Linked DNA regions of Homo sapiens: all the other regions are linked to region 3. The links are chromatin loops, found by intact Hi-C in ENCODE. Cell type or tissue: heart right ventricle. All regions are shown on one strand. Region 1 overlaps GNAT3 (G protein subunit alpha transducin 3). Region 2 overlaps GNAT3 (G protein subunit alpha transducin 3). Region 3 overlaps LOC124901685 (a long non-coding RNA gene).

What was found. Peaks named below come from ENCODE experiments on the same cell type or tissue, not always from the same donor. Only the 100,000 strongest peaks of a DNase experiment are listed, where the experiment ranks them.
Region 1: a loop joins it to region 3, with 2.7 times the contacts of the local background. A loop is called at or near these places in 5 of 110 quality-filtered maps.
Region 2: a loop joins it to region 3, with 2.6 times the contacts of the local background. A loop is called at or near these places in 3 of 110 quality-filtered maps.

Annotation. Positions count from the first base shown.
Region 1 is chr7:80,481,476-80,483,975 of GRCh38, forward strand. All of the region lies in intron 3 of GNAT3 (G protein subunit alpha transducin 3), which reads right to left. Among named protein-coding and RNA genes, the nearest start is that of GNAT3, 29 kb to the right of the region's middle. In heart right ventricle, no CTCF peak of the experiment used is centred here; no DNase peak of the experiment used is centred here; H3K27ac peaks cover 1,167 bases.
Region 2 is chr7:80,471,559-80,474,058 of GRCh38, forward strand. The region is part of intron 5 of GNAT3 (G protein subunit alpha transducin 3); the gene reads right to left. Among named protein-coding and RNA genes, the nearest start is that of GNAT3, 39 kb to the right of the region's middle. In heart right ventricle, no CTCF peak of the experiment used is centred here; no DNase peak of the experiment used is centred here; H3K27ac peaks cover 1,880 bases.
Region 3 is chr7:80,546,382-80,548,881 of GRCh38, forward strand. LOC124901685 (a long non-coding RNA gene) reads left to right here. Exons shown (of 3, transcript XR_007060402.1): 3 at 159-286. Among named protein-coding and RNA genes, the nearest start is that of GNAT3, 36 kb to the left of the region's middle. In heart right ventricle, no CTCF peak of the experiment used is centred here; no DNase peak of the experiment used is centred here; H3K27ac peaks cover 1,273 bases.

The DNA of each region.
Region 1 (2,500 bases), 65 kb before region 3:
AATCTTTATAGCAATAAGATTCCAAATTCCAAACTGACTCCAGTATAGAGCAGGCCCTGAAAGAAATTATTTTACCCCCAAATATATTTTTTTGGCATATATAAAAGAATAAAAGAAAATAACAAGAAAATAAAAGCTGTCTTTTGTGGGGGAAGTTTACATTGTGTAGAGAAGCCCCTTCCCTTTTCAAGGCCTTTTCTGATCCTGGTGAGATTAGCTGAAAGTCTAGCACTTTTTAAAGGTCTACATAGGAAATATTTGCCATCTATTGCCTCTAAGGGTGCCACCTATGAGGCTTCATCTACATAATAAGAACCTTGGTCTCCACAGACTCTTAACCTAGAGACTCCTTTCTACTGATTCTAGGCCTTTAGACAATAACTTAATTCTTTCAACCAATCAGAAAATAACTTAATTCTTTTCAACCAATCAGAAAATGTTTGAATCCACCTATGACTGGAAGGTCCCGCTTCAAATTGTCCTGCCTTTCTGGACCTTGCATGTATTGACTGATATCTGCCTGTAACTTTAATCCCCATAGAATGTATAAAATCAGGCAATAACTTAACTACCTTGGGCATATGTTCTCAGGACCTCCTGAGGCTGTGCCATGGGTCATGGCCCTCACATTTGGCTCAAAATAAATCTCTTCAAGTATTTTACGGAGTTTGGCTTTTTTGTCAACAAATGGCCATATCAAGTCTCAACCTGATTTTCCTGCATCAACACAGGATAGATTTTTAAAACCCCATTTCTCTGTTAAATGGATATGAAAGAGAACTGCAAGTTCAGTGAAATATGCTCTGGTCACTTTCACTAGCATCATGCTATTGGCTCCTTCCACTATTAAAGTGCTGTTTAGGAGGAATGATGCCATAAAACAACCACTACACAGTTTTATCCCTAAGGAGAAAAAATTATATATCTTGTCAGCATAGCTTTACAAACCAAACAAATATACTGTTTCATTTCTTTCTGTTTTTCTTTCTTATTTTCTTTTTCTTTTTTCTTTCTTTTTCTTTTTTGTTTTTTTGTTTGTTTGTTTGTTTGTTTTTTGAGACGGAGTCTTGCTCTGTCATGCAGGCTGGAGTGCAGTGGCACAACCTAGGCTCACTTCAACCTCCACCTCCCACTTTCAAGCGATTCTCCTGCCTCAGCCTCCCAAGTAGCTGAGACTACAGGTGCACACCACCACACCCAGCTAATTTTTGTAATTTTTTTTTTTTTTTTTTTTTTTAGTAGGGTCGAGGTTTCACCATGTTGGCCAGGATGGTCTCGATCTCTTGACCTCATGATCTGCCCACCTCGGGCTCCCAAAGTGCTAGGATTACAGGCGTGAACCACCATACCTGTCCTTCCTTTTTAAAAAAATATTCTATTTTTAATTTCAATATACTTTATTTGTAGAGGTATCATGAATATAGTTCTAGTTTAAACACTTCAATGTTACAAAGTCTCCCTTGACCACTTCAATCCTACTACCTCCTACAAAGGCAAGTTATCCTATCAGGTTGGTTTTTGTGTCTCCAGACCTTTTACTTTTTAAATTTGTGCGTGCATAGTTGGAGCCTACGGTAATGATTTTCAATCCAGGCTGCACATTACAAGCATATGGTGTACCCTTAAAAGTACTGATAGCAGAACTGCAACCCAAACAAAATGAATCAGCATCCTTGCATGTCAGGCCCTGCAAAGGTAGTTTTTAAAAGCTTCAAGGTGACGCAACTGTTCTGACTGCATTAAGAATTTCTGGCAATATACAGTTGTTATTTTTTTAACCATAAATAACACTTTATTGAACATAGTGTATTTCCATTCTTGATGTTCTTCTGTGCTTATTGAAAAGCTGGTATAATTTAAAGAATTACAATTCTTTAAATTTAAAATTCCTTAAAGCTTTTAAAGGATTGAGCCTACCCATCAAATGTGAATTTTTAAAATATATAACACCAAAATGTATAGGTATTATGAAAACTTAGCTTCCTCATAACGGCCAAACTGATCGAACACTTAACTCCTATTTTATTGTTATATTTTAAAAACTCTAGTAATTTCTCACCAAACTCAAAACTCAACATAAAACCCAAATCCCTTATCCCTTACTGTGACTCACAAGGTTCTACATGTTTTGATCCCCTCTTTCCCTCCTTTCTCCCTTTCTCTCCCTGCCACCAAGACTCAAGATGCACTGAACAATTTGTTGCTCCTTGAACTCACCAAGCCCTCATTTCAGCGCATTTCAGTGGTTGTTGCCTCCATGTCCTTCGGTGGTTCACTTCCTTTTTCACTCAAGTCTCTTCCCAATACCACCTCCTCAATGAAGCCTTCTCTAATCATCCTTTCTGCCACATTTTTCAAATAACACCCTGTGGATTTGAGTGGCATCCCAAAGAAGTTTTATTTCCCTATGAGGTATTTGGAAAAGCTTGGGAATTACAGTGGGCCTGGAATGGCTCATTCTCTCTCTCTCTCTCTTTAAAGAATATTTATTTTATTTACT
Region 2 (2,500 bases), 75 kb before region 3:
CCAACTTAAAGATAGTTCCCCAAAAGGCTGTCATTTTATCCTCCCTCCCGCCTTCTCTCTGAAAGAGATTATAAATGACCAACAACACTGAAAACAACACTCTACAGAAAAATGGTTTTCACCCAATTTATCTAACAACTCAGTGCCATACAGTGTAAGGAGTGTGGTCTTTGAAGACAGAAAGATATGCATTTTAATTCCATCTCTAGCACTTCCGTGAAAGACCTTGGGGGAAATCTTTTATCTCAGTATAGCCTCCAGTTTTTGAGGCTATCCAGTTAGCCTCAGGATAACCAAGATTGCTTATCCTGAGTATCGATAGCAACACTCAGCTCATGGTGTTACTGTGCAAGTATAAAGATTGTGTATGTAGAGTGTTTGGCATAGTGCATTTACTCATTCAGCAAAAATTACCTTCATTCTTACTCTATGCTAGCCACTATAATAAGCACTGGAAGTAGAGCTATAAATAGACATGGCCCCTAGCCTCCAGGAGCTCGGGGGCATATGAGATAGAAACAGAAACAAAAAGAGAAAACTAATAAAGAAGCAAGGCAATCTCATATATTGATAATTTTTTTTAAAAGGAAAGCAATGTGATGTATCAATATTGCAGTGGCTATGGCTCACCCTGGCTTAGCTAGTGAGAGCTGTTTATTTGCATTTCTCCTCAACTCTGCATTTAGTGACATCACCTTGGTTGACTGAAATTGACCATGGTGGGGTTATTTGCACCAGAAAAATCAAGAGCTACAATCAGCCAGCCCTCCATCGCCTTACTGCCCCAGAAACCCTGCTGTTAAACATTTATGAGCATGCTGCAGGGTGTATAGTGACAGGGATAAGCATGGATGGTACATAGATAAGATGGTTATGCCTCCATGAGGATATGCATTTGATTTTGGAACTTAATCATAAGAAGGAGATGTTTCTTGCAGATTCAGGGGCAGAGCACTTTAGGCAAAGAGACTAGCAAGTACAAAGGCTTGAAATGTTAAAGAACAGATACATAAACAAGATAATTTTTGAGAGTGATCATTTTTGAGACAATACCAAATTGGTTGGTGTTGTAGGGAGTGACTTGGGTAGTGAGCTTTTAGGTATTCAACAGGTAACATCACTTGTCCAAACCCGTTTATGGTCCAGACAATCTAGGACACAGAGAGTTCTACTGGCTTATGAAAGGTAAGCTACATCAAGTTATAACTCTCTACTAGGACTTTACTTCATCTAATCTTTACAACAAACTCATTAGGCAAGCAAATAAAGAAAAGGTTAACTGTGTTTCTTAACTCCTACTGCTAATTATTAGGTAACCTGGAATTGGAACTTTGGTCTGGGCAGCCTCAAGGCCCACACTCAGTTCTAGTCTGTTTCAGTGAGACATCTGGAGAAAAGAAAGAGTAAGACAGAAAAGGGACAGTGTCAAAAATGTTTTCACTGGCGTGGGAGGGGCAGAGGGGGAGAAACAACTGGACTCAGGGCCTCAAAGGAAAACCCAGAAACTGGATCAAAGGTGAGGAGTCTGAAGAAAGTAGTTGCCAAAAAGAACTATACAATAGTGAAGCCAAGACTGACGACAAACTTTTCCTACATTTGCCAAGAGAGGATGTTGATCCCAATCGGTGCAGTCCCTTTACCCTGGTTTAATCTTTGGCTCATCTTTCAGAAAATTAACTATTTGTGGGCCTAAAATTTAGATACGAATTTTGAAGAGTTTTTCCGTATTAGTTGAAAATATACTATCTACATAATAGGTATTCTACTTAGATATTATATATAACACATACTTTAAAATATTTGAAGCTTTTATCTTACTAAAATAAATTTATGATGTTGATTAATTACCATTTTCTTTTTCCTCACGAATGGATATGAATAATTCATGCCACTCTATCTCCAGTTTTTTACTCTTTAAGATTATTCTCATTGTTTGATACAAGAGTAATTTTATTAGTTATATTTTTATTGATTTTTGTCATTACTAAACAATGCAGCTAGAACCTGCTATTAATGTTTAATATTCCATATTGTCCACAATCCATACAAAAAGGTATTTAAATATTAAGGGATATTTTCTAACATTATAGTATGGGTTTCCATTTCTTGGTATAGTAAATGAGTGATTTTGCAGTAGAATTTCTAGGAAGCTCTCGATAATATAACCGCAATGAAAATAATGATTCATTTTCATACTCAAAACATGGTTATAAAATATGCCTTGTTATTGCAGTAAATAGTATCATATTCAAATAATTCTCATCTTGGTAATTTGCATTTTTTAAAATTAAGGAAACAGATGTTATAGGAATATTTCAAGCAAATAGGAAAATAGAAAGGCAAAGGAAATAGGATTCCTGGCACCCATTTCTTGTATGTTATTTAAATACATTTTCTTTTTTTTCCCCAAAGTACAGTGCCAGTTTTAAGCATGAGGAAAGTAAAATCTAGTCCCCACCTGCTCAAGCCAGAAGCATTTTAGCCTGGAAGGAGGGATGAG
Region 3 (2,500 bases):
ATCTCATCTTGTAGCTCCCATAATTCCCAAGTGTTGTGGGAGGGACCCAGTGAGAGATGATTGAATCATAAGGGTGGGTCTTTCCCATGCTGTTCTTGTAATAGTGATTGGGTCTCATGAAATCTGATGTTTTTAAAAACGGGAGTTTCTCTGAACAGTCTCTCTCTTTGCCTGCCTCCATCCACGTAAGATATGACTTGGTCCTCCTTGCCTTCGGCAATGATTGTGTGGCCTCCCCAGCCACGTAGAACTGTAAGTCCAATAAACCTCTTTCTTTTGTAAATTTCCCAGTCTCAGGTATGTCTTTATCAGCACCGTGAAAATGGACTACTACAGTAAATACACTTGTCAGGGGTACCAATTTTAAAATATGAAACCTGGAGGATATAATGTTAAGTGAAATAAGCAAGGCACAAAAAGACAAATACCACATTATCTCACTCATATGTAGAATCTGAAAAAGTTGATGTCATATAAGCAAAGGGTAGAATGGTGTTACCAAGGGCTGGGGCAGTTGAGGAAAGGGGTCTGGGAAGATGTTGGTCAAAGGATATAAAAGTACAGTTAGATGGGAGGAATAAGTTCAAGAGCTCTATTGTACAATATAGTGATACTATTATGTATTACAATATGATTAGTAATATATAGAACTCTTGAAAAATGCTAAGAGAGTGGATAGGTGTTCTTACTACAAAATATATAACTATGTGAATGAATTCATATGTTAATTAGCTAGATTTAGTCATTTCACAATGTAAATACACCTTGAAACATGTTGTACATGATAAATACATACGATTTTATCTGACAATTTGTAAAAATTGACAAAAGTGATAAAAGAAATAAACAAAATAGAACTATAAGAACTATACTATAAGGAGAATGAACAAAATGGAAATAAAGATATTGTGAAGTAAGGTATTAAAATTAATGGTATAAATATCTGAGAAAAGCCTGGAAGTTTATGAAATATGTGGAAAAATAGAAGCTTGAAATTTTATGCCTAGGAGATATTTAGAGATTATGTAAAAGTACATATAAACATTTTTATGTCATGGATCAAAAATCTGGATATTTTTCTCAAATAAACCATCAAATTTAGGGCCAAGACAAAATTAGAATCCAGGTTTTCCTACTTCAAGTCTAGTGGAAGATCACTTTAAAAAGATCTTTCAGGCCATTAACATAAGCTCTCTGACTACAGAGATTTTGTAGTCACCTTCATTGTGGTATCTCTAGAGTCTAGAACTAGACCTGACCCCTGGATTCGGCACTCAACTAATGTTAGCGAGATACATGAATGGGCAATAAATACATTAATTCATTAAGACCTAATTTTTGAAGGGTTTGTGATAAAGCTCACATGTTAAATAATCAAGGTCCAGGTTATGAAAGCCCTATAATATGTGATGTTATTCTCTTTAAATACTTGTAAAATTTTAGTAACTAGATTGAAATATATGTTAACTATTGATATTTTAATGTTTGAGATATGAAAATGACAGTTTCTTGTTTCAACTTAAAAATCACTGATATAACTTTAACAACAAATAATTCTAAGAATGTGAAGACAATAATAATGCTATATCATTTTAGAAAAATAATCTATAAGCCATACTATTGATGTCTGATAATGGCCAAAGGGTTCTTTTATTTGATTAGGCTGGGTAGTTTAGCATATGAATCATCCTGAGAGCTTGTTAAAATAGAGATTTCTGAATCCCTACCAATTAAGATTCTGGCCTAGAAAATCAAGTCTAATTCCTTGGCCTGGCATTCAGGTCCCTTGTATCAGGTCTTGGCTTTCCTATCCAGCACCATCTCCTCACCAGCCTGCTCTGTCCCCTTCTCTCCCAATCATACATTTTTGCATTCTTAAATCTCTTAATTCTATCTGAAATGCCATACCAGTTTGTCAAATTAATAGACTTATAAGCCCTTTCTTCATAAATTTATTATTTATTTATTATCCATCTCCCCCACTAGCTAGTAAAACCCTCTGTAGCAGTACCATTGCACTGGCATTTACCAAGACCCTGGTACATTTTTCTGGTAAGTAGAATGTGACCAATAATTATTTGTAATATGCATAATTGAATGGCATTTGTCCACTTTGTTTAGTATAAAGCCAAGTAATATAAATATGAAATAGAAATACATATTCTATGCAGAGGAACTGCAGAGAGTATATTTGTTCTACAAGAATGAGGGGTAGTTTTAGGAAAGGTGTTATTGAATTGGTAACAAGTCAGGCTTGAGTTTGTGACTGAAGGCTAGGGATTTTGTCCAGAAGCAATTACTCACTAAGGTTCTTAGTTTTAGCTTTCTCTCATTCTTACTCTCAAATTGGTACATGTCATAAATATTTTTTTCATTAACTTCCCAACTATTAATGTTGGTAACTATCTACCCCTTATCATTGTACAAAAGCTCATTTTTATTTTCTTAAGTGGTAGTTCTGTCTGTTCACTTGTTCCTTTAACACAACTAGTTTACTGTG